Linked DNA regions of Mus musculus: regions 2, 3 and 4 are each linked to region 1. Evidence: chromatin loops called from intact Hi-C (ENCODE). Cell type or tissue: left cerebral cortex. All regions are shown on one strand. Region 1 holds the start of Dmc1 (DNA meiotic recombinase 1). Region 2 holds the start of Kcnj4 (potassium inwardly-rectifying channel, subfamily J, member 4). Region 3 holds the start of Ddx17 (DEAD box helicase 17). Region 4 has its middle 6.6 kb from the start of Gm41359.

Region 1 (8,000 bases):
GACATGCATCACCTTGCCCATCTCTTAACTATTAGCATGATTTCTCTAAATACCAGACTCTTCTTCCTGAGGAACAACGCAGATCGATCGCCTAATCGCCTCTCCTTTGGCTGTCAGATCTACTGGCCCTGCCTGCCTCTGCTGGCATCACTTCCACCACGACCCTGGGATCAGAAGCTGGTGCCCAGTCTCGGTCTCAGAGGCCTGGCGGCGAGCAGCGGGGCAACGAGAAGGCGGTCAGGGGCCCGTGAGCCCTGGCGCGAGGCTCTGTCGCCCCCCACCCCAGGCCTCCATTTTCCAGGCCCGACCTAGTTCCCTCATAATGCAAGAAGGGGGCCTTAAGGCTTGGGTCAGACTTGATTTACAGGAGGTTTGGCCATGTCTCGGAATCCCTCCACGCCTCAGAGCCTGGGCGGAAGGTGACAGACACCAAGCCAAGTCCAATAAGCGACCAAAAAATTACCACAGAAAGGGCGCGGAGAGGAAAGCTTTCTCAACGCGTCGAGTTTTCCTCAGATTTTTCCCGCGCTTCCTCTTTCCGCCACTCACCCCGACTCGAACCCACAGCCTCCCCGAGAATTTTCAAGGCGACACCCGCTCCGGCTTTCCCGTCCGGTCCAGAATTCTAACGCCGACCCAGAACGCGGAGGCCGGCAGCCCGCCCTGTCGTCGAACAGCTCCGGGCTTGGCGCCAAATGAGGGCCGCGGGAGCAAGCCCCCTTGATGGGCGGGGCCTGGGGCTGTAGGCGGGGCTCGGGCTGTAGGCGGGGCCCAGTGTGTGTGGGCGGGGCTCAGGTTGTGGGGGTGGGGCTCGAGGTTAGCTAGAGAACCTGAGCAGGCAAGGAAAGGCTCCCTGCGGGTCATCGGTAAATGTAGCACAAAGGAGAGCGGAGGGTGGGGCAGGGGCCCTAGTGAGGGCTGCTGGGAGGATGCGGGAGTGGGGGGTCTTCGGGTCTCCGAGGTTAGCGAGGGCAGTGGTGGAACATGGACTCTGAGGAGAGAGGTTTGGGTATGAGAAGAGAGTCTGGGCATCCCTTGGGCGAAGGGAGTTGCTGAGTCACGGGGAGAGCCTTGGCCGCTGACAAGGACAGGAGATGACGACCTTGGACTGTGAGGAGGTCGAACATGGGGGTCCCTTTCCTCCTGCCTGGGGCCGCTTTCACTCCAAGGTTTTCATACCTAGCTGGGTAACCCAGCCTTCCCATCCCCCCTTCTCTCCTGACTCTGCATTTGCGGTCCTCTCTTCTGGGATGGAGAGTAATTTTTTTTTTCTCCCTAACGTGGTTCTAAATGGTCTACAGAAACACACGAGGTTTTAGTTCTGTTTATAGAAACCCCGGGCCAGCCATGATGCCAGCAAGGCCTCTCTCTAAACTGTTTCCTTTTCCCCTTAGATGGAAACTGACAGTTCAGAGTCATGAAAAACTTGAAAGACCACCTGCAGAGGTTGCTTTAAGTGTCTTAGATGACCCACCAATACGGGCGACCTCTATATTCTTTTTGAACCTTTTAAATGGAATAAATTCCAAAACAGTTGACATTTTGAAGGACAGACCTATCTCCCGTGGATAGTTTTTTAAAAGGCTATAGCTTTTCAAAATGCTTACTTTACAGAATCATTGCCCGTCTTCTCGAATGGAAATTGTTCACTTGAAAAGGAACCCAAGGCGAGTGTGGTGGCGCACTCGGGAGGCAGAGGCAGGCAGATTTCTGAGTTTGAGGCCAGCCTGGTCTACAAAGTGAGTTCCAGGACAGCCAGGGCTACACAGAAACACTGTCTCGAAAAACCAAAAAAGAAACCCAATAGCGATGGCAGGCTCTCCTTCTGAATCCACCGAAAATACAGTAACTTTTGAGCAACTCGCTAGAAGACATCAACAGTATACCGGAGAGCTACCAAAGAGCGCAGCAAGACGATTTAGGGAAATCTAACATATGTCGTTTGCTGTAGTGACAGCTGGGAGCAAGAAATGCTCATAATATTTGAAGGTTGTGTGCAGTACACTCAAAGGAAGAAACTGAAATGAGCTCGGTAATGACAAATTCATGAAGTGAAGAGAAAGGCTTGTTAGGATAGCATACCGATGGTTCCGTGCAACTTTTTAAACGTTTAAAAACAGCCACAAACAGGGAGTGAAAAAAAAATGCAACTTCTCGTCCAATCAGGAAAAAAAAATTCTGTAACAATTCTGAGTATTGTGAAGTGGCAGTTTCAAGTTGACGAAGGAAATGAGTGAATGGTGTTGGAGCGACTGGGTAGCCATCTGCAGGGAAATAAAACTGGAAGCCAACTTCACACCTTACGCCAAAATAACTTCTAGATGGATCAAACCGAACATAAGAAAAGCCTGAGAAGAAAACATGTGGCCATCTATTTTTACTTAAGAATGTTTTCTTTTTAAGATTTATTTATTTTATGTATGTGAGTACACTGTCGCTGTCTTCAGACATACCAGAAGAGGGCATCCAGATCCCAAGACATTCTTAAGGGGGCTGGAGAATTGACTCAGTGGTTAAGAGCACTAACTACTCTTCCTAAACGTCCTGAGTTCAATTCCCTGCAACCACATGGTGGCTCACAACCATCTGTCATGGGATTTGATGCCCTCTTCTGGTGTGTCTGAAGACAATGACAGGACAGTGTACTCACATACATACAATAAACAAATCTTTAAAAAAGAAAAAGAAATTAAAAAAAAAAGAATGTCTTTTAATCTATTGTGTTTTACTTCTTATGTATGAATGTTTTGCCTGCATGTACGTACATCATGTGAGTGTCTGGTGCCAGTGAAGGTCAGAAGAGGGTGTCAGATCCACTAGAACTAGAGTGACAGATGGCTGTGAGCCACTGTGTGGGGGCCAAGGATCGAATCTAGGTCTCCTGCAAGCGTAGAGCATAGCACAAAATTCAAAAGCCATAGAAGACTGATAAGATTATGTGTATGTGCGTTTGCCTGCATGTATACATGTGTACCACGTGTGTTGGCAACTTTCAGGCCAGAAGAGAGCATCAGATCCCCCAGAGCTAGAATTACAGGTAGTGAGGAGGTGCTCTCAACCATGGACAAGAGCCTCCTCTCCAAGCTCCTGATAAGACTATATTTAAAAAAGAAAAACATCAATCCCAGCACTTGAGAGGCAGAAAGAGGTAGGAAGATATCTGAGTTCAAGGCCACCTGGTCTACAGAGTGAGTTCCAGGACAGCCAGGGCTACACAGAGAACCCCTGTCTCAAAAAACATAGATAGATAGATAGATAGATAGATAGATAGATAGATAGATAGATAGATAGATAGATAGAAAAAGAAGTTCTGCATGGCAAGTGCTATTTTCCTATTTAAGACATTGAAAACATAGTAAGCCACTTTTGTGTTAGTTACTGCCAGATAATATGGCTTATTTTTTGCGGAGGGACTTCAGGAATGACCCAATTTTCATATACTGGGGAGAGGAGTCATATATTCTAAAGACTTAGTAAAACAGTCATTGGGGTTCAAAGGACCTGAGTTTTAAACCACTGCACTGTACTGCCCCTCTGTGGACAACCACCTTATAGCGAAATCTAGGCTCCTGGTCCCACTGGGGATCTGGGGAATTATCACACCAGCTGTCTGTGAATGTATATCCTTGGAATTTCAAGGGCACAAATTTGAGAACTACTTTGATAGAGAATTAAGAAAGTTTCATCACACATGCAACCCCACCCAGATCATTTGCCAGACAGATCTTTCCTTAAGACATTGATTGCATTTAGAAAGTGGGCATTGATTCCCAACTGTGTGCCAACTCCTGCACTAGATCTGCCATGGTAGAGATTCAAGGACAAGGCACCAGTGCTATTGAGGGCTGAGGTGAGAGAACACAGACAGTCGCAACGCTGCTGTGGGACATAACTCTTGAGTCTGCCTCTCCCTTTGCATAATTTTCCACAAATAGTTTCATCTTGAACTTAGGACTATAAAGCAGTTTTTAGAAACCAAACAGTGATTCACTTTGGCGAGAGATTTAGAAACGTGTCTTCCCTGAGGCCGGGTGCTCATACACAAAAAAGCTGTCCAAAACCGTTCTCTTACTGCAGGCACTGGTGAGCCGGTGCTGAGATGCTCTGCAACAGTGGCTCTCAGCCTTCCTAATGCTGTGCCCATTTTAGCCCAGTGCCTCAGGCTGTGGTGCCCCCAGCCAGAAAATGTTGTTGCTACTGCATAATTGTAATTTTGCTGTTATGAATTGTAATGTAAATATGTTTGGAGATAAATTGTTGCCAAAGGGGCCTTGACACACAGGTTGAGAATTACTGTTCTAGATAACATTCTGTTCTTAGATTCAGTCTAGACATACATACACATGCACAAACATACACACACACACACAGGCTGTATACCCCCTTAATTAATAATTTGCTTCCACTAGTGTGTTTTATGTTTTTCTTTTCTTCCTCTTTTTTCTTTCCCCTTTCTTTCTTCTTTCTTTCTTTCTTTCTTTCTTTCTTTCTTTCTTTCTTTCTTTCTTGCTTGCTTGCTTGCTTGCTTGCTTGCTTGCTTGTTTGCTTGCTTGCTTTCTTGCTTTCTTTTTGAGACAGAGTCTCACTATGTAGACTTGGCTCTCCTGGAAATCACAAAGATCTACCGGCCTCTACTTCCTGAATTCTTGTATCAAAGGTCTACAGTACCATGTCCACAATATTGTATATTTGGAAAGTGGAAATCTGTGGCCAAATGTGGTCCAAACATATGAAAGAAAAATGTTTTTCTCATGTTCTGTTGTGTGACCTCTCACAGGATGAAGTTGGAACTTCCAAAAACACAGAGAGAACCGTGTCCCTCTGTGTTAACCTTTCCCTTTTTATTTTTGTTTTTTGAGGCAGGGTTTCTCTGTGTAGCCCTGGCTGTCCTGGAACTCACTCTGTAACTGAGGCTGACCTTGAACTCAGAGATCCTCCTTTCTCTGCCTCCCAAGTGCTGGGATCATAGGTGTGCACAAGGATGTGAGTTCAGTCCCTGCCACACCCACTCCAGTGGAGTTTGCATGACAAGTCCAAAAGCTTGGCTGCAGTCCTGAAGCACAAAGTTTCACAGAAACTGGTCTCCTGGAGCATCTTTAGCATAACATACAGATGTGGCCCAGATAGGTCCTTGCGATAGTCGGTGTAGGATTTAGAGTGCTTGCTTTCAGTATTGTTTTATTAAATAAGTGCCTCCAAGGAATGATTTGACAAATAGCAAAGTTAGATTGGCCTCCACCAGTGTTCCAACAGCCTAGGCAATCATTGAGCCAACCTTGAGCTTTGAATTTCATGAGAATGCTACTCATTCACACGAAAAGCCTCCAGTGTTGATAGAGAGATAGTAAGAGAAAGCAGGCATTGTAGTTTACTGGATTAGAGTAGAAATCTCAGGACAAGTTCTACAAAATTAACTTGGAATTCTCATTAGTCAGGTATGGCAGACTACATTACATATTAAAAGAAAGTTGGTAGGCTCCTCTGTTAAATGGAGGTTCCCTACAGATTCTTAAAATAACAACTAAGCCACTCCCATATACATGAGTTTACAGTGGCCTAAGAAGAAAGTGGGTTGTGGTCTAAGAAGGAACTAGAGTAAATACTTAGAATAACAGTTGAGTCACTCCCATATATAGGAATTTACAATGGCCTAGGGAAAAAGTGGATTATACAATAGACTAGAATTGGAACTATGGCAAGAGCATAAAGCTCTTGCCCTTAGCTTCTAAGAATAAGCTGACCTTAGATAGGGCTGATTTTTTCCCAGTTGTAAACACTGATTTTTATCCCAACTATAAACACTGATTTTTAACCCAGTTGTAAACACTGCCTGGTTCCTGTTAGATTTTGTGTATGCATTTCTCTGTTTTGTGTAAAGAGTCATTTTGCATTGGGTAACCTCAATGTACCTTGGATGACCTTAATGTATCACCTAACTTCCTTGTTTTCTTCTGTAATATAAGTCTGATGCTCGCTTTGAGAAATTACACTCAGATCTAGCTCTCCCTTGTGTGAGTGTCTGTTTGCCATTTTGCTGACTCCTTGCCCACTTGAGTACAGGGATCCTGATTTTCCCGTGGGTTGAGGGACCGACTGAGTCCAGTCTATGGCAAGTGTGGGTACTGGGACAACTGCTGCCCTCTTCTGATCTATACACACATGAATACACACACACACACACACACACATGCAAATAAAAATAAGTCTCAAAAACATAGAAAGAGATACAGGGTGGTATGGGAACATGCACAGGGACACCTGATCTAGTTTTGGGGGAGGGGAGGCATGGCATTTAGGCTGGCAAGATAAAGAGGGCAAAAGCTGATGTGGGACAGTGCATGAGCTGGGATTCAGTAGAAGGGCAGCAGACTGGGAAAGCATGCCCTTGGGCTGCAAGCTCTCTCTCTCTGCCTGTCTTCTGGTCTTTCCTAGTATCTGATTTCTAATTCTGTGCTTATTACTTCAGGGAGACATTCTGACAAACTCTTTCATGTGTGTCTATGAAGGCTTCCTGGAGATTAATGGGAAGAAAAGAAACAAATAAACAAAAAAATCATCCAAGTTTTAAAAACCAAAATCAAAATAGAAACAGTTGGTTTTTATTGAAAACATTAACAAAACCAAAAAGACATACTCAACCAGTATGCTGCTGCTCACCCGCACCCCTAACCTTACTTCTGCCCTTCCTGTGCCTCCCACATAGCTTAAAATGGATGCACCGTATTCCATAGGATGTCTGTTATTAAGGAGTTTCCCCTCTCACCAGAGATTCAAGTGAAGCATCCTCTACCTGCCTTCTTCCCTGAGGTTCCCTTAGGGTAGAGTTCCATAGCTGTAGTTGGCTTAGGGGGCAGGAGGCAGAGTTTCAGGGACCTTGAAAGGAATCTAAGGTTCCTGGAAATGTTTGGTTGTAGCAATTCCCAGGAAAGAAGTGTGCTGTTTTACAGCTCTGGAAAAGCCTGTAGGCTCAGAGGGGTGACATACTTCAGACAATTAATACAAAGAGATGCAGGACTAAAGGGATATAAATATGTAGGCTCAAACTCATTTCCACTGCTTTACTTTGCTTTTTTTTTTTTTTTTTTTTTTTCGTTTTTTTGAGACAGGGTTTCTCTGTGTAGTCCTGGCTGTTGTCCTGGAACTCACTTTAAAGACCAGGCTGGCCTCGAACTCAGAAATCCGCCTGCCTCTGTCTCCCGAGTGCTGGGATTAAAGGTGTGCCCTACCACGCCCAGCTTTACTTTGCTTTTATGAGCACCCCTAGACCATGTAGAGGCAGCTGGGCCCAGTGAGTAAGGTAGGAGATTCACACGGGCATCCCGGAAAACTCAGCAAGATCCTCAAACAGAAAGGAATGGTTTCCTAGCATAGGCAAGGCCCTAGATTCAAATATCTAGTACTGCAAACAGGCAAATAAAAAAAAAATTAAGCTGGGCAGTGGTGGCACCTTAAATCCTAGCATTTGGGTGGCAGAGGCAAGCAGATTTCTGAGTTCGAGGCCAGCCTGGTCTATAAAGTGAGTTCCAGGACAGCCAGGGCTACAGAGAAAAACCCTGTCTCGAAACAAACAAACAAAAAATCCAAAAAGTAAACCAAACACATGTAAATAAATGTTAAGTGTTAATATCTAACTTAATATAGATGAAAAGATGAGTAAGCCCCAAATAAGTGTGTGCCACATGTGTTAACAAACATGTAGGAATGACTAGCCTCGAACTCAGAGATCCACCTGCCCCTGACTACAGCATGCTGGGCCTAAAGACAGCTGGGACTTAGCAGCTCAGCTCCCTTCTGATACGTGGTGTTGGCTTGTTTTTTGAGACAGGGTCTTGCTATGTTTCATAAGGATGTGTTGGGCTGGGTTGTTATTATCAAGTGAATGAAAGAACAAATCAAATAAATGTCTGATGGATGAGCCCTGAATGGTCCGTGGGAGGTGTGAACTTTAATATTCTTTCTCCTGTGGACTGGGAGAGGCTCCATGCATCACTGGCTGCATC
Region 2 (8,000 bases), 100 kb before region 1:
GCAGTTACTCGGAGGCAAAGAGATTTTTCTTTCTGTGACTTTATCACCTCATTGTGCAGACCAAGCTCAGAGAGGGCAATTCACTGACCTAAGATCACACAGAACTATGACTATGGTTATTGTCTCCTAGACGGTCTCTTGTCACACAGGTCTCTCACTCCACAGCCCCAAACCTCATGAGGCTGTGAATGCTGATGTCTGCAGATGATCTAGGGGCAAGGCCCAGAGACTATAAACAGGACCTGCCATGCCTGCTTTCTCTGCTCCGTGGAATGGCAGAATTCCAGACTCTTCTGGAAGTCCCAGCATGGAACCATCAACATCTCAATTTCTGAATCCGCATCCCCATGTTGTGGCACCATCCACTTAAGGCCCCTTCCCCTCACTCACTGGTGCAGGGGACAGAGCCCCGGGCTAGAGAATGCCTGGCTGATGCTTTGGTCACCTTGGGCCAGCTCAGTCTTCCCATCTATAAAATGAGCTCTTCCCAGTGGTTCATGTCTGTGTCTGTCTCCAGAATGGGGGCCCCCCCAGGGATCCCTGAGGGGGTGTCAGGCTGTGGGGGCGACTAGACCATCTCCTGCCAAACCCCAGCCCAGGGGAGGAATATTTTCCACTCTGGGGAAACCCTAGAGACGGCCCCCGGGAATCAGATCAGTCTAAACCCAAACCCTGTCCCTCCATACTTGCTTGCCGTGTGACCTTGGACAGGTAGCACGGTCTCTCTAGGATACAACGTCTCCAACTGTAGTATGGAGACAGTACATCAACACTGGAGGACTGCGGGGAGGATGAAGAAGTTGCGGAAGCCTGTAGCCTCATACCTGGCCAGGCAGGTGGGCGGCAGATGAGCGGTACATGTGGCTTTCTAGACCGTCTTTGGAAATATCAAAGACCCAAGGATTCCCAAGGTGGAGGGAGATGCCATTCACAGTCACCCATGAGGTGACAGTCGCCAGCAGGAGGGCTGATTCAGTCGGATCAGCCCTAGGAGAGGGGTATTCACTCTCTCACCAAACCTCCGGTACCCATCTTTCTCAGCCTCCTGGGATAACAGGCCATCTATCTCGCTGACTCTGGGTAACTTGGCCAACTCAGTCCTTGTTACTAAGCCCATCTTCCCGTCTATAAAAATAAGTTCTTCCCCAGAGGATCCCTGAGGGGGTGTCATGTTGTTGGGGGCAACTAAACTGTCTCCTGCCTAAAACTCAGCCAGGGAGAGGAATATTCTAGAATGGAATATTCTAGAATGGACCGTAAGGTTTTAGGCTAACCCTAAATTCAACTTGTCCCTCACAGGGACAGCCTCAGATTAGTTTGCAAAGGAATTCTAGAGGAATCCCCCCAAGGAGACCAAGTAATGAATAAGAAGTGAAGTCACTGATGGCAGCAATGGGTAAGGGATGCAGGAGAGGAAGGGGAGGGGGCGATGCCAGAGCCAGCCTCTCAGGGTTTCTGTTCTGCCTGGCCAAAGAAAGAAGAAGACATCGCTTGCCTGCCTGCTTCTAAGAGGGGGCTGAGAACCAGGAGCTAGAGCTCTGCTTCCTCCGCTCCTAGGCCATCACTGTGGCCCCAGAACCCACTTCTCCCTGAGGGCCCCAGTTTTCACTCTTGTACAATGACGGCATCAGATCAATGGTACAAGAGCAAAGCCTCTGCGTGTGCATGAAACCATCCTCCCACACCACCTGTCCTGTGAAGGCCAGGCTGGGCTGTTCTCCATCTCTGTCGATCATGTGGAAGGCCATAGGACTCCGATAGGTGGCTTTGAAGCCAGATCCCTGCCCTCGCCCCTCACTCCTGTAGCACAACTCATGTCCAGGGTCCAGGTAGTGACCTTGAACATACCCATTTCACAGGTGAGGAGATGGAGGCATAAGGAGAGAAGTTGCTGTTCAAGGTCACAGGATCCATCCCGGGGCCCTGGAGAGCCAACGTGGCTCCTCTCAGGGGAGTCACCAATACTACAAAGCGGCCAACATTCACTATACACATGTAGACTCTACTACGCAAGGGGAATCTGCCCAAGGTCACATGGCCAGGCAATGACACACCAAGTCCTGAGAACTCTTTGGTCCCAATTAGCCAGGGAGACAGCAACAGGGCTTGACTGGTTCCTGCCCAAGTCATGGAACCTCCCCAAAGTTGGAGTCCTGGTCCCACCTCTAAGTTCGTCATGGCCTTTCCCAAACTCCCCCTACATCTAAGATTAGGGTAAGAAGAGCAAACAGGAGACAAGCAGGGAAGTTGAAGTCTGGCTGCTGCCCTTCCAATCCCAGCCTGGCCTGGTCGGTCTTCGGTTCTTCCCCTCCCTCCCCCAGTGCAGGGGGATCAGGCGCTGATGTAATGCACTCGGCTTCCATCCCCGTGCCAATCTCAGAAGAGAGACGACAGATTGCGTGAGCCAAATTTGGCATCCTAGGGGGAGAGGCATGAAGAGTGGGGATGTGGAGGAAAAGAAGAGCGGGGAGGGACCAGAGAAGCCCCCTGCCCCGCTGAGCCCCTGGGTGCTTCCTGTCACTTCTTACACTTCCGTTCTTACCCAGCCTATTTGGCCCGCACCCCCTGCAGGCCGACCAGCCTAACCCACCACGGACCCTCCAAGCCTGGGTGCTGCCAGTCTGCCCTCCCCCACCACGACACACTGCTCCAGCTTCGTTCCCATTGCTTGTTTCCTGGTTACCACGTTGCTGGTTGTCATGTCGCTTACATGTCCTCGTGACTCAGTGGTCCCCGCAGAGGGGGCCCCCTCCTCCTCACACCCCCCTCAGCACTCGCCCCCGCCTCCCCCAGATCCACATTAAGAACCAGCCCGCCCTGTGTAAGCCCACACAGTTCCTCCTCCCCCTCCCTCTCATCCTAAGCCCCAAAATCTTCCCACAGCATCCTAGAGTGACTTTGTCCTCCGATCCACAAATGTCTCTTTAGAACCTGCATGGTTTGGCTCTGCAAGCTTTTCCCAGGGCCCTGACACTGTATGCAAGCCAGTGACAATGACATGAAGTCCCATTCTCCACTGGTACAAACTGTGACTCAGAGAAGTCAAGCTAACTGCCCAAGGTCACCCCAGTGGGAGCCCGCGGACATTTCTGTCTGGCCAGTCACCTCTATTTTTTTTCCCCTAGGAAGATGTTTCTTTAAGCGTAACATTAGGTACAGCGCCCAAGTCCCAGGTCCCCCCACTTATGCCTAGACACCTCCATTACTGTCAGTCTGCATTTCCAGCCATATTCTTGCCACTGGTAACTACTTATTTTCCCTCAAAGTAAACTGAGTTCTTACCCCCACCCCCATCTGCCCACCCCTCTCTTCAGCCTACCAAGAGTCTTCTGCTCACAGAGCTCAAAGGCCCTGCATTGGAGGTCAGTGGGGCAGGTCTGGTGTCCCCATTCCACAGATGTGCTGGCAGAGGCTCAAGGAGCATAACTTGCCCAGTGTCTCAACTAGCTGGTCTCATTTCTGAAGCCTGGACCAAGGGATATACGAGCCTTGATGCCCAGTATGGAAAACTTCAGAAAGAGACCCTTCTTCCATAGGAGGGCAGAGCAGAATGTTCCAGGCTCAGTCCTCCCGCTCCACTTGCCCTAACTGTCCTGTTTCTCCACTTGCTCCCCTCAGAAGCCAAGTCAAGGCTACACATGGCTCTGGACTCCTAGCAGTCCTGCAAGGTGCAGGGATGGATGGGAGTGGGGGTGGAGTGAATATTGGATCCCTGGATCCAGCCCTTCTCTGTCCAGGGCTAGACACCTCGTCTGGTCCCTAGGTCCTTCAGCCTACTACTTGGAGCTCTCCCCCTCTTGAGGCCCTCCCTGTTAGGGCAGCCCAGCCACCCTGTGTGGTGCCTAGAGGGCACTGCTGCCTGCCAAGCTGGTCTACAGCTCCCTGCCCTGAAGTCTGAGTCCCCTTGCATAGTTTGTGGGGGAGGGGGGGGCAGTAGTAGGCTGACCTGGTTAGTGGGCATTCTGCAGGTGGTGGTGAAGTTCTCCTTGCTTAGAGCCCACGGCATGACTCTTTGCTGTTTCCCCTTTGCAGAAGAAAAAGCATCTTTGCCCCTCTCTCTACAGCCTTAGTTTCCACCACTCTAATCCCCGAAATGCTCCATTTACTGTTACCTCATTCCTTCAGCTACTACCGGCTCACCTACCCTGGGGTTATCTGGCACAAGGCAGGTGCTTAACACAGCAGAAGGGAGATTTCTGTCATACTCCGAACCATTCACGGAGACTGCAGGTGGGTGGTGGGAAGCTGAGACGCCCCCTTCCCACCTTGCTGCAAGTCACCTGCCTCGCAGCTCCTGGCATGGAGGTGGGCGGGGGCAGAGAAGGGCCGTCGCCAGGGCAGGAGGTCAAATCTCTGTCATCCATCTCCCTTCTATTGCCAGCCACAACCCACAGGAGACGCTCTGATGGCCAAATAAACGGAGCGCGCCAGCTTGGGGGAAGTCACAGGTCCACACTGGGACCCTTCAGGAATCGGGTCTGATGGATAAGTGCAGGACGGGTATGGCCAGAGCGGCAGGACAAACAACTCTCTGAGCTAGACAGACATTGGGACGGACAGACGGACGAAGAGTACTCGCGATGGACGAGCCCGAGCTTACCCCGGGGCGTAAGGTCCGAGGAGGGTCTGGGCGGCGAGTGTCCGCTACATCCCCCGGCGCAGTCCGGCGGGCGGAGTCCGGGGCGCCGGGCTTGGGACGCGGGCGCCGCCTGCCCGCGATGTCGCCACTGACCCAGGCGGCCTCTGTGGGTCTCGGGGTCTCCGCGCTGTCCCGCGCCGCTCCCTGCGTAACTTTCAGCGTTGCCCCGCGTCAAGAGCTGGGCGCCGCCCGGGCGGCAGCATCGTGGAGCCCGGGCTCGGGTCGAGGGGTCCAGGGGCCCAAGGCGCCCCACTGCCCGCTGTTACCCACAGCCCCACGACCCTCTCGTTGTTCAGTTCTGGGGTCTCCTGGCTCTGTGGCCACCTCGCGCCTGCCACAAGGTCCCCGCCGCTGTGCCCCGGTGCCGCCTCTCCTCCCGCGGGGCCGTGGCACCTGGTCGCCGCGCTCCGGCCCCTGCCCGGGCTCAGCCTCGCCCCGCGCCGCCTCCTCGGCCGGCTGTGTCCTTCTCTGTCTGCGTCCCTCCCACTCCCGCCGCCGCCCCCTCCGTCTGGGACCCGGTCCCCGCCGCGTCCCCGGCTCGCCCGGGAGCCTGAGCTCCCGCCGCCCGCGGCGCGCCGAGAACTCCCAACTCGCAGCACGCGCCCCGCTTCGGAGACTTTCGCCCCTCCTCACACGTGACCCGCGCCCCGCTGCGGAGGCAGCGCGCCCCGGCTGCCAGCCCCAGGCGGACCCCACCCCGGCCCTCCTGGTGCGTCTGACCCACGCGGGCAGGCCACTAGCGCCCGGGACCCAGGACTCCAGCAGGAGTCGGGGGTCGGGGACGGGGGGGGGGGGGGGGGGAAGGCTGCGCCGTCCGGTTCTCGCGCGGATCCTGCCCGGGTTTTCCTCCTCGCCCCGCCGCACTCCTACTGGAGGATCCGTTCCAAGGAGGATCCACTCCCGGATTTGCGAGGCCCCTGGGGACAGGTGGGGAGGGTTCTCCGAGCCCAGAGGAGGGTAGGTGGGAACCAGTCCTGTGGGGGTCCCGGTGGCCCTGACCCTCTCCTGGGTGGTCTGCATCCTCTCCCGAAGCTCTAGCAGCTAAGGGCCCTAAGCACCCCCACTTCAGGAGACAGAGGTCGTTCTTTTGGAAGAACCCTAATAGTGGCACAGTCTATCAGTAAGGCTTCAGTTCACAAAGGAGAAACTGAGGACCCACAGACGTCCAAAAGTTCGCAAAAGGCCACCCAGTGGAGTGGAAGTCAACAAACCCTAGTCCCTGTTTTCTTCTCATCTTACTAATCTGTCTTTCCTTTTTTATTTATGTCTATGTGTGCAGATGCCTGTGTGTGTCCGTATGTGCACCATGCATGTACAGATGCCCATGTGCGTGCATGTGTGCTACATGTGGGCAGGAGCCTGTGAAAGCCAGAAGAAGTTGTCAGGTTCCGTGCAACTAGAATTATAGGCAGCTGTGAAGTGACATGTGGGCGCTGGGAACTGAACTTGGGTACTCTGCCAGAGCAGCAAACCTCTTAAAGATGGAGGCATCTCACCAGCACTATAAGAGAAGGTCCAGACCTTCCTCCCCCAATCCCCCAGAGAGCTCAGGTCTGGGTCCCACACTCTTGGAAGCACCTCCCAGTTCCTGCCGAGCCAGCCACGTTCCTGAGCGTTTGTCACCTAGCCTTCTAAGGAAGCAGGTGAGGAAAGCCCTTCTCTGTGGCCATAGGAGTCTAGAAGACCTGCAAGCAGAGAGCCTCTGGCCGTGGAAGACTGGACCCAGATCACAGAGGGAGAAGATCTCTCGGGATTGGGGGGGGGGGCTGGGGGGGAAGGGAAGCACACAAACTTATGGAGAACTGATTGAGTCTCCAATCTCTTTGGCTTCCTGTGCCAAGCAGACCTTCCGGGACAAGACTCGTGAATGCTACGCAGGCCACACAGCCATCTTTCTGTAGGTTCTCCCTTTGCCAAAGGATCTGTCTCAACTCAGCGCCTCAGGACGGTTCGCTTGTCAGGCTCCCGCACACCGTATATTCACACATGTCCTCCGATTCCCACGGATTCCAGAACGTACCAGATGCCTTCACACCTCTCTCTGCCTGCACGCTCTGTTCCCCACTGCCTGAAATGCCCTTGGTCTTTCTTCACAGTCGGAGCCTTTCTACTCTTCTCCAAGCCCAGCACCTATTCGCTCAATCAGCCTGCACCCCAGGGCCCACCTATCCCCAACCCTCGGGTTAGGCATGAGTATGGTTCTTATTTTAAAAGTTAGGAAATCAGACCAACCTGGCTTCAAAAGCACTTAGAAACAGCATGACCTTGAGTAAGGTTCTGTTTAACTTGCCCCAAACTGTGAGCGCTAATGGCGCCCTGTGCACAACAGGCTGCTGAAGGCAGGTGGGTGCTGGCAGCAGGCTCTTCCTCGCACGGGTGCCCTCCAGAGCACTTTGGACCTTCTCTGTGCAGTGTCTGTTCTTCTTACCCTGCTGTGCCCTAAGGCAGACAGCCAGGACTGATGTTCCCCGGCGTGTGTGTGTGTGTGTGTGTGTGTGTGTGTGTGTGTGTGTGTGTGTGTGTGCGCGCGCGCGCGCGCGTGCATACATTCTCGCCCTCCAGCACACTAAGTGCTCACTTAGCAGTTGACGGATGCCTAGTATCCCCTGCACCTCTGTGTGGACTGAAATCAGCAGGATTAAGGGACAGCAGGTGATCTTTGGCTGTCCCCACAGGCCAGGGGCTTCCCTGGGGGTGATGAATGCAGAAGAAAGAGAGCAGAAAGATGGAGGGGCGTGCAGAACCAAGGACCCGTTAGGTCCAGCACAACTGCTCTTGCAAGGCTACTTGTCTCTCACCAGCTCACTAGGCAGAAGTCTGAGGGAGGGATAGGGCCACCTTGCTGCGCTTGGGATGCTCTGTGGGGTGATTGCTGAGGCCTTGGAAGGCATCAGGGCAGGAGCTAGGTGAGGAGAGCTATGAAAGCAGTTCCAAGCCAGGTGAGGACTAAGGACACCAGGAAATAGAGTCCTTCTTCCACCAACAATCAGCCAAGCATCCCTGGCCGGGAATTCTCTTCACGCTGGGTCTTGGTTTCTCCCTGGGCAAAGCAGGAGAATAAGAGACATCCCCACTTTGAACATTGTGTTCTGAGAATGACTGAAGGCTTTGGGAAGACCTCGCCACAGGCCATGTCTAGTAGCTCATGCCCTGTTTGAGATGGGAGGTAGGAAGCCTAGCAGTGTGTGTGTGTGTGTGTGTGTGTGTGTGTGTAAGAGGTCCTGGAGGAGAATGGCAGCTTGGGTGTTAGAACCTGTGTGAACTTTTGGTAAGTTACGTATTTTCTCTGGACCAACTTCAGAGGCCTCATGTGTAATGGGACAGGCTTGAGAAGGCAAGTGGACCAGCCTTCATCCAACAC
Region 3 (8,000 bases), 62 kb before region 1:
CTATTCAAAGCCAGGTGTGGTGGCACACAACTTTAATCCTAGCACTTGGGGTGCAGAGGCAGGTAGATCTTTGAGCTCCAGGACAGTCTGATCTACATAGTGAGTCTTTTATCTTAAAAAATAGAAACAAAATAATAAGTTTTTTGGACTTTATTATCTTGGTTGTGTGCCAGTATCCATCTATGTCCTTTTTTTCATGTTTATTTGGTTTCCAAAATTTGAACTCAAGTAGTTCAAACACTCTTACCCACCTGACTGGCTCCATCTAAATTACTATCTTTTTCTCCCTCTTCTTCTTCTTTAAAAAAAAAAAAAAAAGACTCCGTTCTCTGTGTAGCCCTAGCTGTCCTGGAACTCGGGAAATCTGCCTGCCTCTGCCTCCTGAGTGCTGGGATCTAAGGCATGTATGTACTGCCACCACCAACTGGCTACTATCTTTCTATATAAAAGTTTCTATTTGTCTTTTAGACAAAATCCTAAGCCTTTCAAAACCTTTATGCACCTTACGTAATACAGGATTAAACAGCACTTACGTGGAAAGTTAGCATGATGGAAGGCAAAGACAGGTTTTGGACAAACATCTCCCCCTCTCACTGTAATCTCTTTCTTACGCCGTAGCTCATCAACCTCATACTGTGTGAGAGAAGAATGAAGACAATAAGAATTCTCAATTTAGACTCTTTAGTATTGCAGTGATATAGGCTAATGCTTTTTGCATGAATCCAAGTTTGTGATGCACACGACTAAGAGGAGAAAACCCTCAAGAGTAATTCCTAGCCAGGCTAGGTGGTACTTTGTCACCCTGCACAGCAGCTAGAAGGATAACCTACCTCAAGTTCAAACCTAACCTGGGCTACAAAACAGGTTCCAGACCAGCCAGGGTTACCTATTGAGACAGAACTTGGGCCAAATTGCTCTATTATATCATTTTTTCTGGGTAAGTAATATTCTTTTTCTTTTCTTTTTTTTTTTTTTTTTTTTGGTTTTTCAAGACAGGGTTTCTCTGTGTAGCCCTGGCTGTCCTGGAATTCGCGCTTTGTAGACCAGGCTGGCCTCGAACTCAGAAATCCGCCTGCCTCTGCATCCTGAGTGCTGGGATTAAAGGCGTGCGCCACCACGCCCAGCGGTAAGTAATATTCTTGGGTAGAATACAGCACCAGGTGGTTTGGTTAAAAGCACACAAATACACAATATGAAGTCAGTTCTATAAGCGTAGGTGAATGGCAGTGTAAACTTTACATGCATGTGGTGCTAGGCTGGAGAGCAGAGCTGCTAAAAGAAAACCTGCGTCATGTGGCTGAGCACCTGTCTTCATGGACAAAGCTCAGGGTTTGACCAAGTGTGGCTGCCCAAAGACCCCTGCAGCCTGGAGCTAAAGTAGCAGGACAGCAAGTTCAAGACCAGCCTGGATCTACAGTGGACTATTCTACAAATACAATAATTCCATCCTACAAAAGACACAGAGGCAAGGCATGGTGATGCAATTCTTTAGTCCTAGTACTCAGGAGACAGATGCAGAGTGATCTCTGAGCTGGAGGCCAGCCTGGTCTACAAAGCGAGTTCCAGGACATCAAAGGAACACACAAGAGAAACCCTGTCTCAGAAAACAAACAAAGAAATACCCCCACAAAAAAACAAAACAAGCAAACCCACAACACATTAAAAAGATCTGCCATAATATAAAATCAAATATAAAACAATACTTGAAATATTACCCTATATTTAAACACTCCCCCCTCCCCCCTTTCTTACCGGAGTCAGTCTTGCTACTTCTGGATGCTCAACATAAAAATTCTTCTCAAATTTAGGGAGTTCACTCAAATCCCACTTCTTTTTTCGTAACCGCTCCCCAGGATTACCAAACTTCTTAGGGGGAAGCCCACTACCACCTCTTGCTCCAAACCTAGAGACACCAGAAAATGTAGATTTGTTAATATCCATCTCATGTGACAGGAAAGGAACAGCATTCCTCCCACCTCAGTTTCCCACCTATTTTAGCTCTCTGACAAAGTTAGTGATACCGACTTTATACTAAGTATAGTTTTAATTGGCACTAGAGATTCTGGATACAATAAAAACTAACGGTCTCTGCTCTTGCAGAGAAGTGGTACTCTTTTAAACTGCAAGACCAAGACTGTGGACATCGAAAAAAATGTACTTCAAGCAAGTCCTTCAAATTTACAACAGCTTCTTAGCCAATTTCCCCACTTATGCTGGGGGCAAAAACTTCTCTGCTACTCTATAAAGCAAACTATTGGGACATCAGGGTCTAGTGTGTTTAGTTTACTCTAAAGAAAGAGCCAGAATAAAAGAGTTGTAATCCTTTCCTCTCCAGCCTTCTTTATGAAATCCTCCTGCCTCAGCCTCCTAAACACTGGGATTATAAATGTGAGTCACCACACCAGGGTCAAATAATACTATTTAGTTACAGGGAGAAAACAAAACAAAAACCCCATCAATGTAGGTTATGGGTATTTGTTTTGTTTTTTAAATAAGATTCAAAGCTAGACATGGTATTGAATAACGTGTAGTCCTAGCACGTGAAAGCTGTGGGCAAGGTCAGAGTTCAAGGGCAGTCTGGTCTATGAGACTTGTGTCAAAACAAACCCCCCTCAGATTTAAATAAGCCTTGTCTTTTAGATACAACAAACAGGTAAGCTAAACAATATAGATATGGCCACTTGCCAAACCTAAGATACAAGAAATTAGAAACTACAATCCTAATATACCCTCTTTGTCTTAATCTATGAGAGTACAGGGCTGTAAAAAAAAAAAAAATCTCATTTCCTTTTTTCTTTTGTTTTTCGAGACAGGGTTTCTTTTATATAGCCTTGGCTGTGCTGGAGGCCTCTCTTTCTGTTTCCAGAGTGCTGGGATTAAAGGCATGAGCCACCATGCTCTGCAAGATCTCATTTCCTTATTTCCTGTAAACCACTAGAAAATTGGAGAAATTTCAAGTTATTTTAAAGAATTTCATTTCAAGACCTGCCAATATTGGGAGAGGTAGCAGGAACCCCACAAGGTAATCCCCTCTTCTGTTAGAACCTGGTGTGGTGGCCTACACCCGTGTTTCTGAACTTGGGGACACTGAGGACACATTCCAGGACAACCGTTAGACTAAGCTTCATGGCCCTGAGACAAACCCACCCTGCAGTGATCATGGCCAGAAATTTTACTGGAATTCTTTGGGTATCTACATTCAGTAGGCAGAATTTGGGTGACTTATTAATACCACTGCTAAACCAGCACAACTAGAAAGAAAAACATTCAACTGAGTAGACCCACCAAGACCTTTAAAAGGCCTCTGGCTTTTCAGTGCAATACTACAGTGAGCCAGGCCTTCTCATTTGACTACTTTACTCCACTTGCAAATGAAGCAACTGATACAAGTCTAAAACACTTCTAGAAATAACCAGTTTTCTTTTGTTTTCAATCTGTAATAATGGCCAAAACCCAATCTTTAGGAGATTTTAAGGCTAAGTCTAATAAGGATAATAATGTGGCTCCTATGTGTTATTTCCACTGGGCTTGCTTATAATCCCAAACTGCTTGGATCTTGAATAATGACCTAGGACAGAATAAAGCTTCTACAATTACGATTCCTTTACAAGGCTTATTCTGATTTTTTTTTCTTTCTACCACTGCCCTCACTTTGAACTCTGCTAACTGTTCTCTTGTTCTGATCTGTGTAGCCCAGGCTAGCTTTGAACTCCAAGCCTGACTCAGTCTCTAGTGCAGGGTGTGCCACCTCAAGGAGTTCTCTTGATTTCAACAGGCTTTGTTAGTTTCAAAAAAAAAAAAAAAAAGTCACCCGCAATTTGGATCTTTTGGAAAGCAACTCCAGCACTTCCCATTCCAATCTGATTCCACTTAACCAAAAATATAACAGAAAGGGAGTAAAACCTAGTTTAAAACCAAAAAAAGGCCTTTTCGACTCCAGTCCCTCTCTAACAGGGATGGCTAACATAGCGGAAAAGAAACGATCTCAAGCAGCTTTTCCTAGATTAAAACTTGAGCATCCGGATCCTCCCCCAGACAGACACTGCGGCCGGCCTGCAGGGATCAAATGATCAGCGAGCGGGCCAAGAGAGGCGACAAGGCTGGCCTGCCACTTCCGAGCCAGGATCGCGGTCCGCAGAGACGTCCGCCCAAGCCTGAGGCCTGCGCGCCGCCGCCATTGTACGGCGCGAGCCTCAGGGCTCTGCGGGCCACCCCGCCCCCCGCCCGCACCTCCCCCTTACCCTCCACGGTCCCTGTCACGATCCCGATCCCCAAAGCCGCCTCCACGCATGGTCCCAAACGGATAAAGATCTGGGAGCGGGGCACGGATGACCGAGCTCGGGAGGGCCTGCGGCTCGGGTCTAGTGATGACCGATGGCGGCGGCGGCGCCTCCGCTGTTGGGGCGGCGGCAGGCGCGGCGCTGTCTCGCTCCGACGCGCTGTCTCCCGTCGCAGACGCCACCGTCGCCGCCTCTCTCGTCGGAGACGGGAGCACAACTCAGAGAATCGGGGTTGTTAGGACAGTCGGGAGGTCTGGTCCCGCTCAAACCGGGCGGTGCCACGGTTGAGGCGTCTCCCTTCCTTCCCAGCAACTGCACAAAATGGCGGCGGCCGCGGAGACCGCTCCAACTTAACGCTACGCACGGCCCAGACGCTACGTAAACAGCGTCTGGAGGGCTCCGCGCGACGCCACGGACATTCTCGGAACCGCTTTACGTCGGTGACGGAGATGGGGGCCCTGGTCGGCCCACCTTAAACAAGGCAATGTGCGCAACCGGCGTAGGGTTCTCGCACCGCCAGCTCTAGAACGTTGGCTGGGGGTGGGGCGAGCCGTCGGCACGACGTCACAGTGTTGGCGTCGTTGGCCCGCCCACTATTGCGGGTCAGCGCAGTCTTCGTAGCGCATTCTGTTTCGAGAATGGACTTTTCCCGGCATTCCGAGCTCAACCCGGCGCTTGAGGCCGGCCTTGTGCAGACATAATGGTAGCACTCCACGTAGCCTTAGTCAGACTTCCGGGTCTCTGGGCAGTAGAACCCAGAGAGTCTTGAGGCCGCTTTCTTGGTTCCAACGTCCCAACGCCGTGTGCCCCAAGCTGGCCACACAGCCCGGCGCCATTTCTTTCCCGTCGCTTTTCGCCGCGCTGGCGCCGCAGCCATGTTGGATGCGTCGTGTCGCTCTCTTTCAGCGGCCAACAGCCTGGCTGGGCCAAAAGACACCCTGTGTTTCCCGCGTTTCTTACTGAGGTGCTATTTTCCGAACAAAGGGTTGGCACCTTTTCCTCTGGCCGTAGTTGACGCAGAGGCCACACCTTCCCAGAGTCCTTTCTGAGGTGGGCGCCTTGGACCTTAGCCACCATGAAAATGGGTGCCTTACCCGGGTGCCCCACTGCAGAAGCGGTGGGTTTGACAGGCTAGGATTTGCAAACCCTATCCGGGGAGGGCAGGCTGGGCTAGGCCGCCGGTGCCACCCAACTCCTAGATTGCTTTCTTTGGCTCGCCATCCCTGCGCACTGCCAAGCCACACAAACTTGGACATAGTTGCTTTACTAAATTGTGGAACTGCTGGGTTCCTTGAGACCTCTAGGCTCATTTCTACCGCCGCGGAGAATGGAGGCCGGCAGACTGGAGGCTTAGTCTTGTCTCATGTCCTGAGTGTTGCTTAGGTTAGGAAAGCCAGGAGAGTAAAGAGGCGTCTTGAGAAACGGTTCATTTGTCACTTCGGCCATGGAGAGCCAGGCATTGTGCTAGTTGCTGGGACACTGGGGATCCAACACGTTCCTTGGCACAGAGCTTTATTCTCTAGAGACGGAGAGGAGACAGATGACAAATGTGTATGTTAGACTTTTGCTGACTTGGAAAAGAAAATGGTGTTGAGGCTGTGGAACAGTGCTTGCTGACCGTGACTGAAGCCCTGGATTCAACACCCAGCACCTCCAAGAACAACAGCAAAAAAACACTAAAGGGAAGGCCATACTTTAATTCCAGCACTCGTGGGTGAATCTCTTGAGTTAAACGCCAGCTTGGTCTACCAAGTGAGTTCCAGAATAGCCAGGGTGACACAAAGAAACCCTCTCTCAAAAACCAACCAACAAACACCAAAGAAACAAAAACAAGAAAGGGGCTAGAGACAAGTTGAGGAAACGGGATGACATCGGGTGCTCTCAGAAGGCATCCCCCATCTATCAAATGACATTTGAGCTGAGGTCTCAACTAAGGTCCTTGCTGCCAAGGGGGAAGATCAATTATGCAAAGCCTGAGTCCAAGAAGATGGAAGCTACTTAAAGAGCTTGGTTTCCTTGAAGGTGAAAATGTCTGGTTTAAAGTAGCGGCATAAAGAAGGACCCCTTTGACTGCAGTGCAGAGAATCAACTGAGAGGCAGCTAAGGCAGGAACAGTTAATCTAGTGAAGGCCCAGTGTACTGTCTCTTTTCTTTAGTCTCTCTGAGTTCTAGGCCAGTCTGGTCTACATAGTAAGACAGACAGAGCTACAGTGTGAGACCCTTTGGACGTGGCTGGGTACTGAAGTCCAGGCAGGAAATGGTGGGACTTGGTGCAGGTTATTACTGCTGAGAGAAATGGTTCAGTTGTGTGGCTGGAGCCAGTGATTTGCTGGTGGTTGGAGAACCAAAGGTTAAGAGTGGTTCCTGGTGTTCCCTAGGAGACAATGGATAATGTATGGAGGTGTTAACAGTCTATACCCTAAGAAGACAAGTTAGGCACTGTGATGGTTTGTACATGCTTGGCACAGGGAATGGCACTATTAGGAAGTATGGCCCTGTTGGAGTATGTGTGTCACTGTGTTTGGGCGTGGGCTTAAGACTCTCACCCTAGCTGCCTGGAAGTCAGTATTCTCCTAGCGGCCTTCAGATGAGATGTAGAACTCTCAGCCCACCCTGCACCATGCTGCCTGGATGCTGCCATGCTCTGCCTTGATGATAATGGACTGAACCTCTGAACCTGTAAGCCAGCTCAATTAAATGTTGTCCTTATAAGAGTTTCCTTGGTCATGGAATCTGTTCACAACAGTAAAACCCTAACTAAGACAGGCACCCATCCCGAAGAAGTCAAAAGGGACAAATGAATCATTAAAAAGGAAAATGTGGGCTGGTGAGATGGCTCAGTGGGTAAGAGCACCCGACTGCTCTTCTGAAGGTCTGGAGTTCAAATCCTAGCAACCACATGGTGGCTCACAACCATCTGTAACAAGATCTGACGCCCTCTTCTGGATTGTCTGAAGTCAGCTACAGTGTACTTACATATAATAAATAAATAAATAAATAAATAAATAAATCTTTAAAAAAAAAACAATTAAAACCCATTTAAAAAAAAAAAGGAAAATGTATTCAGTGTGGCTACTTTGAGAAGATACACTGAATTTCTGTGCCCTTCTTTCCTATCTAACCACATTCAATACATCTTTTCTGCATTTGCTTCTTTTTAACCAGAGACGGTACCCCTAAGAAGAAAAACTGGGTAACCAGCCTTCTTACTGTCATGACATAAAGGAGGGAGACATCTAGAGAATGAAGGCCAGAGATGCCGACCCCCTCTAAGTGTGCACTGTCAGCACCCAGATAAAGTCTGTCTATAATTTATGTGCATTGACATTTGCCTGCATGCAAGTCTTTGTGAGGGAGTCAGATCTCCAGGACTGGAGTTACAGGTGTGAGCTGCTGTGAGGGTAGGTGCTATAAACTGAACTCTGGTCTTCTGGAAGAATAGTGCTCACTCTGAACTAACTAGCCGTCTGGCAAGTGCCAAAGCTTATGGATTTTTGTAAACACAGAGTTCCACTCGATAAAGAGGTCGGAGACCAAGGAAACCAAACTCTTGGCATTAGTGAAAACGTGCTTAGCTCAGTCCACCTCCCCTCCCTCTTTAAATCTAGGAAACAGCTGTTGTGTGCACTCACTGTTCGAGGCATGTGCTAAGAGTTTTCATTATTTTAGTTCATCGGTTAATCCCACAAAACAATAGGGATCTCCTAACGGGATGCTGGG
Region 4 (8,000 bases), 140 kb before region 1:
AGTAGCAGAAGCCAGAGGCCTCAAACCACATCAAGGAGCCATTGCAATGAACATTTGCAAGCAAGGAAGGGTGGACAAAAGGGTAGACTGTGGGACACACTACAGGTTCTTCAATGAGTTTTTTTTTTCTTTTTTGGGGGGGTGGGTTGCAAGTATGAAGGGGCAGGGAGATGGGTGGAATTGGGGTACATGATGTGAAATTCACAAAGAATCAATAAAAAGTTGTTGTTTTTGGTTGTTTGGGAGGGGTATCTAAGTTTGTCTGTGCTATACTGGAACTTTTTGCATGCTAGCCAATGTTGAGCCACATTCCCAATCCTTGGGTTGGAATAATTAGAATTTTTATGGTGGAGTTTTAAATAATTAACTAATTACTTAATTTCCTTTTTTTTTTTTTTTGAGATAGGATCTCTCTGTATATAGCCCTGGATATCCCAGAGCTTACCATGTGTGATGGTTTGTATATCCTTGGACCAGGGAGTGGCACCATCTGAAGGTGTGGCCTTGTTGGAATAGGTGTGACCTGGTTGGAATGGGTGTGTCACTGTGGGTGTGGGTATAAGATCCTCACCCTAATTGCCTGAAAGTCAGTCTTCCACTAGCAGCCTTTGGATGAAGACATAGAACTCTCAGCTCCTCCTGTGCCATGCCTGCCTGGATGCTGCCATGCTCCCACCTTGATGATAATGGACTGAACCTCTGAACCTGTAAGCCAGCCCCAATTAAATGTTGTCCTTTATAAGACTTGCCTTGGTCATAGTGTCTGTTCACAGCAGTAAAACCCTAACTAAGACACCATGTAAACCAGGCTGGCCTTGAACTCACAGAGATCTGCCTGCCTCTGCCTCTCCCTCTTCCTCTGCCCCCTGACTCCTGAGATTGAAGACACACACCATTACATCTGGCAGTAGGCTTTTATTTTTTAAAAGATATTTTATTTATGTTATTTATGTCTGTGTGTATGCATGCGTTATGCACACATGTGTGCAGGTACCCACAAGGCCAGAAGATGGCACCAGGCATCCTGGAGCTGCAGTGACTGGCAGTTGTGAACTGCCTGACATGGGCACTTGGAACCAAACTCTACTCTTGTTCTGTGCAAGAACAGTAAGTCCAGCCACCTCTCCAGCCTCCTCCCCACGCCCTGCTTCTAGAGACAGGATTTCATGTGTTGAAGGCTGATCACAACCTTTTATATAGTAGAGAATGACCTTGAACCTTGGTGCCTCCAGGTACCCCTTCTAAGCATAGCAACTGTAAGTATGCACTGCTTCATCTGGCTTCTGGTGTGCTGGACAAACACTCTATAAACCAAGCTGTAGTCTTGCCCTGGTTCAGGAAAATTAGACTTTTATTGAAAGAGTTATTTGTTTTTAATCGTATATATGTGCACGTGAAAGCAAATACTCTCGGAGGCCACAAGAGGGCGTCGGATTGGAGTTATGGGTGGTTATGAGAGACCTGAAGGGGTCTTGGGAACAGAGCTGTCCCCAGCATAAGCACTTCTTCTTCTTCTCCTTCTCCTTCTCCTTCTCCTTCTCCTTCTCCTTCTCCTTCTCCTTCTCCTTCTCCTTCTCCTTCTCCTTCTCCTTCTCCTTCTCCTTCTCCTTCTCCTTCTCCTTCTCCTCCTCCTCCTCCTTCTCCTCCTCCTCCTCCTCCTCCTCCTCCTCCTCCTCCTCCGAGATTTATTTATTTTTATTTATATGAGTACACTGTAGTTGTCTTCAGGCACACCAGAAGAGGGCATCAGATTCCATTACAGATGGTTGTGAGCCACCATATGGTTGCTGGGATTTGAACTCAGAACCTCTGGAAGAGCAGCAGTCAGTGCTCTTAACTGCTGAGCCATCACTCCAGGCCCCAGATTAGACTCTTTAAAGCATGGGAATCCCCGACTCAGTGGCATATGGTCAGGAAACTTCCCTCTCTCTTTCCATTTTGACTGGAGCCAAACTCACCACCCCACCCTACCCCCATGGCCGCTGCCCGAAGCCAAGGCTTGTTTCTCTTGAAGAAGGAAATGAGCATTGACTGACGGCAGAGTCTACTCTGCAGTAGTGGACTGCAGATCTTGCCCCGCAGCAGAACTGACCCGGGAGATAGGGATACTATCCATCTTATTAATTCTGCTTCTTTTGCTGCGATAAAACACCATGACTGAGACCAAAGACACCTTAGAGAAGGAAGGGTGTATCTGGGCCCAGGAGTCCAGCAGGAGAAAAGACCATCACCGTCACCTGTGGGACCTCAGCAGCAGGCAGGCATCATGGCTGGAGCAGAAAGCTAGGCGCTCACATCTTGAACAAGCAGAGAGCAAACTAGGCACTGTAGCGGGTCTTTTAAACTCTCAAAGTCAGGAAGTGATGTAGGACGTCCTCTGACATGGCCACGCCTCCTAAGCCTCCCCTAACAGCAGCACCGACTGGAAACTAAGTATCAAATGCTGGAGACCACAAGAGACATCTCATTCAAACCTCCACACTCCCGGAGGTGGAGTGAGAGCCTAGCCCAGCCGAACCGAACCGAACCGAACCGAGCTGAGCCGAGCCGAGCCCAGCCGAGCCCAGCCGAGCCGAGCTGGGGCACCTGGGCTGCAGGGCTATAACCATCAGCAGGCATTACCTATGCAAGTATTCACTTGGCTCCCTCTCCACCTGGACTCCCCGGGAACAGGACCCCTAGCTTTCTTGCCCAAGAAAAGTGTGCCAGTCCGCAAGCCCCTGAGAAATTCTGAATGAATGGTCAAAGACACAAATGAGTAACAGTTTGGCTTCAGAGTGACACAGAGGCTTCGCTCTAACACTCCTGAGAAGCTGTGGGTTTCGGGGACCAGAGGCTGGATTCCGTGGGAGCCTGCAGAGCGGCTTCCAGAAGGACACACCTTCTGGAACTGGGACTGGTTGTTGCCTCTGAGGCCCGGGGGCGGAGAATGCAGAGGAGGAAGGCTTGCTTTTCTGTTTGAATGTTTATATTATATATTGTAATGTGCGTAGATCCTAATGTGTTATAATTATAATGCATTTCCATGTGCATGTTTAATAAATGGATGCGGAAATAAACACTCACCTGGCGAGCTCCCTTAAACACGGGCTGCAGCCCCAGCAGGTCTGGGGGTGGCAGGCAACCAGGATTGGGCTCTCCAGGTGATGCTTGTCACAGGTGGCTCTGGACTACACTTGAGGAACAAAATCACCAGCTGGGTCCTCTTCCTACCGGCCATTCAGCCAGGCTCATTTGCATGATTTTTGCATATATTTGCATGACTTCCCTAGTTCCAAATAAAGCCTGTATTATCCTTTATCCATACTTCTGCCACCCTAAGGAACACTTCCCTCTTCTCTCCTCCCCAAGACCTGGCTGCTCTGGACAAACTCCCCTCACCCTAAAGATCCCAGTGCAATGTCATCTGCATTCTACATCCTCCTGGCTCCCTAAGGCCCAGCACAGATATCACCTTCTCTGAAGCCTCTCCTGCCCCCAGCCAAGTGTCTTTAGCCCTCCTTTGAACTGCCTGAACGCTCCTCCCACCTTGCTGCGTTTGCTCACGTCATCCACCTTGGCTGGTAGGGACCGATGAGGCCAGGGCACATTAGCTTCATTCTGGAGGATCCGAAAGCAGGCTTGTGATGGTCACTTTAGCCATCTCCAGAAACTGGGTTCTGACGGCACCCCTCATTCTGTTCGTCTTTTTTCTAGAATCAACTTATTTCCCTTTGGGGTGCTCACGTGTGTCACAGGTCAGAAGACAATCTTTGGGGTTCAGTTCTTTCCTTCCACCATACAATCTGCTTGGAATCAAACTCACATTGTCAGACATGGCACCAGATGTTTTTTACCTGCTGAGCCATCTTGTTTTAATTATGATTTTTTTATTGATTTATGCATGCGGTATATGGTGTGTGTGTGTGTGTGTGTTTGTGTGTGTCTTTGCATGTGTGTGTGAATATGTGTGTGTGTGTGCATGAGTGTTTGCACGTGTACATGTGTGCCTGTTTGTGTGTGTGTGAGCGAGTGCGTGTGTGTACATGTGCACATGCACACATGCACACACACACACACACACACACACACACACACACACACACACACACATATATGAAGACCAACACCAGCTATTTTCCCTCAACTGCCTTCTTGCTTTAGTTTTGATGTTTTTGTTGAGACAGGGTCTCTCAGTCTGAGCTTCGGACACTGTTTCTGCTTCATCCCAGCTTTGGGGTTACGGACTTGCCAACGTCTTTATATGTGTTGTAGGATCTGAACTCAGGTCCTTTGCTTGCCTGCCAGGTCCTTTGCTGACTGAGCCATCTCCCAGCAGCTACCCCCACCCTCACCCCGTCTTACTCATTTGGCTCGTGTGTTTTGGACTGCTGGAATTGAACCTAAGGCCTTGTGTATGTGAAGCAAGCAGTCTACCACCGAGCTGCATTTCCAGCCCCGAGTCAATGTCATTTGGATTTGTTTTGCTCTACTTGATTTAATTAGGTCTAAAATTACCAAGTCATTCACACTTAAGTAAAAATATTCCAGCCCTGAAATAGCTGGGGGGAAAAATAGACTCCCTTCTCTTCCCCATTCTCCCCCAGCCACACTCTCTAGGATGAACCACTGTTCAGTCCTGGGTCTCCTACCACACCATATTTGCATGTTTATATACATGTGATGTATACAAGTATATATAAACACAGCATTTTATAATAAGATATACATGCAAAGACACATGAAGAAAATGCAGGGACTGGAGAGACTGCTCAGCACTAAGACCACGTGTCTCTTTCATAGAACCCAGGCTCAGTTCCCAGCACCCACAGCAGGCAGCTCACAACTGCCTGTGATTCCAGCCCAGGGCTATCTGATGCCCTCTTCTGGCCTCTGTGGGTACTGCATACATGTGCACGTTACCCACCCCCATATACATAAAAAACAATATAATAAAAGTAATTTTTTTAAGAAAAAGAAAAAGAAAGCCAGGTGTGGTGGTGCACGCCTTTAATCTCAGCACTTGGGAGGCAGATGCAGGCGGATTTCTGAGTTCGAGGCCAGCCTGGTCTACAAAGTGAGTTCCAGGACAGCCAGGGCTATACAGAAAAACCCTGTCTCAAAATAAAATAAAATAAAATAAAATAAAATAAAATAAAATAAAATAAAATATAAAAAAGAATAAAGATACTCACCTATGTGCCCATGGCTCCTGAAATTCCAATCTTGTGAGCACACCCCTGAGGCCCTCTGCAGAAGTGCCTCCTCCCCCCTCCCCCCTCCTGTGACTTTTTCCTTACAGATGGACCATAGAATATATTTCCCTAAATAATAAATTTGCGACGAGAGTTGCTAAATTAGCATGCGTGCAACATGTTCAACTTTATTAGGCAAGACTGAACTATTTTCCAAGGGAGGATGAAGCAGCCTACACTCCCGCCCAGAGTGGAGGAGCATCCCCGAGGTTCTACATCCTCACCAAATCTGGCGCTCCTCAACTTCATGATTCCTGCCAAGCTAGTGGGAGTAAGATTCTAACTCACTGTGGCCCTGATTTGCATTTCCCTGATTACTAATGAGTTTCTGGTTTGTTGATATCTTCTATATCCTTAGTGATTTTTTTTCATATTTTTCATCTGTCAGTCACTGAAAGGCTGTAATGAAAATCTGTAATTTGTGCTGGGTTTGTTTATGTCGCCTTGTTTATATATATATATATATATATATGAGATTTTACTTTTAATGTCATGTATGCAGTTTCCATAGAGGCCAAAAGGGGGCGTCAGATCCCTTGACTGTTAAAGGTACCCGTGAGCTGTCCAACGTGAATGCTGGAAACTGCACACCAGTCTTCTACAAAGAGGGTGCGCACAGTCTTCAGCCCTGGGCCATCTCCCCGTCCCCATGCTAATGTTAGGAAGTGTGTAAGAGTTTAGAATTGTTATATCTTCCTGGTGTTGTCTTCCTTAATGTATTCTAAAAATGCCTTTGCCTTGAAGTCTAGTTCATCTGACATCATGATAATGACAATTCTTTTGATCTTTCTCCAAACAAAGCAGGGCAATTCATTGCCGCCTCCTCTCCTTGTCTGAGTCAAATCACTTCCAAGTTGCCAGGTGGCCTTACTAAGAGGTGACTCAGTTTCTTATTTAAAAATATTTTTTTATCTTAGAAAATTTCAAGCATATACAAAAGAGAACAGTGTGGATTGAGCCCCAAGTTACTCTGCAACTTAGACCCGATACCTTTAGCTCCCATACCGACTTCAAGAAAATCTCATGTCATGTCGACCAACTCTAAATATTTGAGTATTAGCCTCAAGAAGTAGATTTTTATTTATTTTTGAAGATAGGGGTCACACTATTATCTGTGGTTGGCCTGGAACTCACTATGTAGACCAGGCTGGCTTCGAACTCACAATAATCTGCCTGCCTCTGCCTCCTGGTGTGCTGGGATTAAAAGTGTGCTAACCACACTCAGCAAGACCCTTCTTTAAAATAACACACACAGACAAACAAACAACAACAACAGAAAACCAAATTCCTCCACCACCATCTAGGAGAATCCCCTAGCCACATCTGATGTCATCTTTAAAAAAAAAAAAGATTTATTTATTTTATGTATATGAGTACACTGTAGATGTCTTCAGACACAGCACAAGAGGACATCAGATCCCATTACAGATGGTTGTGAGCCACCATGTGATTGCTGGGAATTGAACTCAGGACCTTCAGAAGAGCAGTCAGTGCTCTTAACTGCTGAGCCATCTCTCCATCCCCTGATGTCATCTTTTAGTAACCTCTGTTCACTTTGGAATGTAGAAGAAGCCCAGAGGCTATGATGGGTCATCATCATCATGTTCCACCAACTACATAGTATCCCAGCATGGTGAAACCACTGCCTTTCTCAGGTAAATAAACAGCACCAAGCAAGCAGCCTGGTTAAATGAGGTGGAGCACATACAGACATTAAGGTAAGACGGGGACTTATTAGTAGGAGGAAGGGACACAAGAGGGTGGGGATGAGTGAGGACAATGAGAAGATAACCAAGTCCCCTCCAGCCCCACGGTCCCCCCTCCACCTCTTATTTTCCTTGAGATTTGTTTGTTGAAGCTATGTTCTTTGTGCTTTGTATGAACATGTGTCCTTTAAAGAAATCGGACACCTGACCAACTTTAGGAGCAGATAGGATCTGATGCTGCAGTGGGGAGGGCACTGGGAATTAAACCCAGGTGTGCTGATTAGTCTTGTAAACTTGACACATACTGGAGTCACCCAGAAACAGAAAGCTTCATCAGCTTGGTCGTGGGGGCACTTTCTTGATTAATGGTTGCCATGGGAAACTCTAGCCCACTGTGGGCGGTGTCATCCCTAGGCAGGTTGTGGCTGAGTGAGCCTAGGTGCAAGTCAGTGAGCAGCATCTTCATAGTCTCTGCTTCCGTTCCTGGGCTCAGGTTCCTGCCTTAAGTGTTGTTCAGGCCTCCTGAGATGGTAGTCGATTGCCCAGAATTGTAAGGTGAAAGAAATCCTTTCCTCTCCTACTTACTGTTAATCAAAGTATTGTTTTGGTGTTTTGCTTTGCTAAAGATTTATTTAGCTGAGCGTGATGGCATATGCCTTTAATCCCAGCACATGGGAGGCAGAGGCAGGTGGATTTCTGAGTTTGAGGCCAGCCTGCTCTACAGAGTGAGTTCCAGGACAGCCAGGGCTACACAGAGAAACCCTGTCTCAAAAAACAAAAACAAACAAACAAACACCCAGAAACACCCCCCCCCAAAAAACCAAAAGATTTATTTATTATTATATGTAAGTACACTGTAGCTGTCTTTAGACCAGAAGAGGGTGTCAGATCTCGTTAAGGATGGTTGTGAGCCACCATGTGGTTGCTGGGATTTGAACTCAGGACCTTCGGAAGAGCAGTCAGTGGTCTTAACTGCTGAGCTATCTCCCCAGCCCCCAAAGTATTATGTGTTTGTTTGCTCGCTTACTTTGTTTTGTTTTTGAGATAGGGTTTCCTTGTG

Evidence for each region. A loop is a pair of places that touch in the nucleus more often than their neighbours do. Peaks named below come from ENCODE experiments on the same cell type or tissue, not always from the same donor. Only the 100,000 strongest peaks of a DNase experiment are listed, where the experiment ranks them.
Region 2: a loop joins it to region 1, with 2.3 times the contacts of the local background. A loop is called at or near these places in 3 of 42 quality-filtered maps.
Region 3: it touches region 1 in a loop (3-fold over the local background); 6 of 42 quality-filtered maps call a loop at or near these places.
Region 4: it touches region 1 in a loop (3-fold over the local background); 8 of 42 quality-filtered maps call a loop at or near these places.

Annotation. Positions count from the first base shown.
Region 1 is chr15:79,604,413-79,612,412 of GRCm38, forward strand. It overlaps Dmc1 (DNA meiotic recombinase 1), which reads right to left and starts at 697. Exons shown (of 14, transcript NM_010059.3): 1 at 550-697. It overlaps Fam227a (family with sequence similarity 227, member A), which reads right to left. Exons shown (of 18, transcript NM_029407.1): 18 at 5,164-8,000. In left cerebral cortex, a CTCF peak has its summit at 3,545; DNase peaks (open chromatin) are centred at 1,980, 2,248, 2,546, 3,577 and 1 more place; H3K27ac peaks cover 439 bases.
Region 2 is chr15:79,500,596-79,508,595 of GRCm38, forward strand. It overlaps Kcnj4 (potassium inwardly-rectifying channel, subfamily J, member 4), which reads right to left and starts at 4,646. Exons shown (of 2, transcript NM_008427.5): 1 at 4,601-4,646. In left cerebral cortex, no CTCF peak of the experiment used is centred here; DNase peaks (open chromatin) are centred at 566, 1,543, 1,653, 2,005 and 8 more places; H3K4me3 peaks cover 5,763 bases; H3K27ac peaks cover 6,614 bases.
Region 3 is chr15:79,541,954-79,549,953 of GRCm38, forward strand. Ddx17 (DEAD box helicase 17) reads right to left here and starts at 4,788. Exons shown (of 13, transcript NM_001040187.1): 1 at 4,242-4,788; 2 at 1,753-1,903; 3 at 534-633. The coding sequence starts at 4,291. In left cerebral cortex, no CTCF peak of the experiment used is centred here; DNase peaks (open chromatin) are centred at 4,169 and 4,784; H3K4me3 peaks cover 3,730 bases; H3K27ac peaks cover 1,882 bases.
Region 4 is chr15:79,468,377-79,476,376 of GRCm38, forward strand. No RefSeq gene overlaps it. Among named protein-coding and RNA genes, the nearest start is that of Gm41359, 6.6 kb to the left of the region's middle. In left cerebral cortex, CTCF peaks have their summits at 4,865 (motif pointing left) and 5,752 (motif pointing right); DNase peaks (open chromatin) are centred at 2,928, 3,178, 4,502, 4,826 and 2 more places.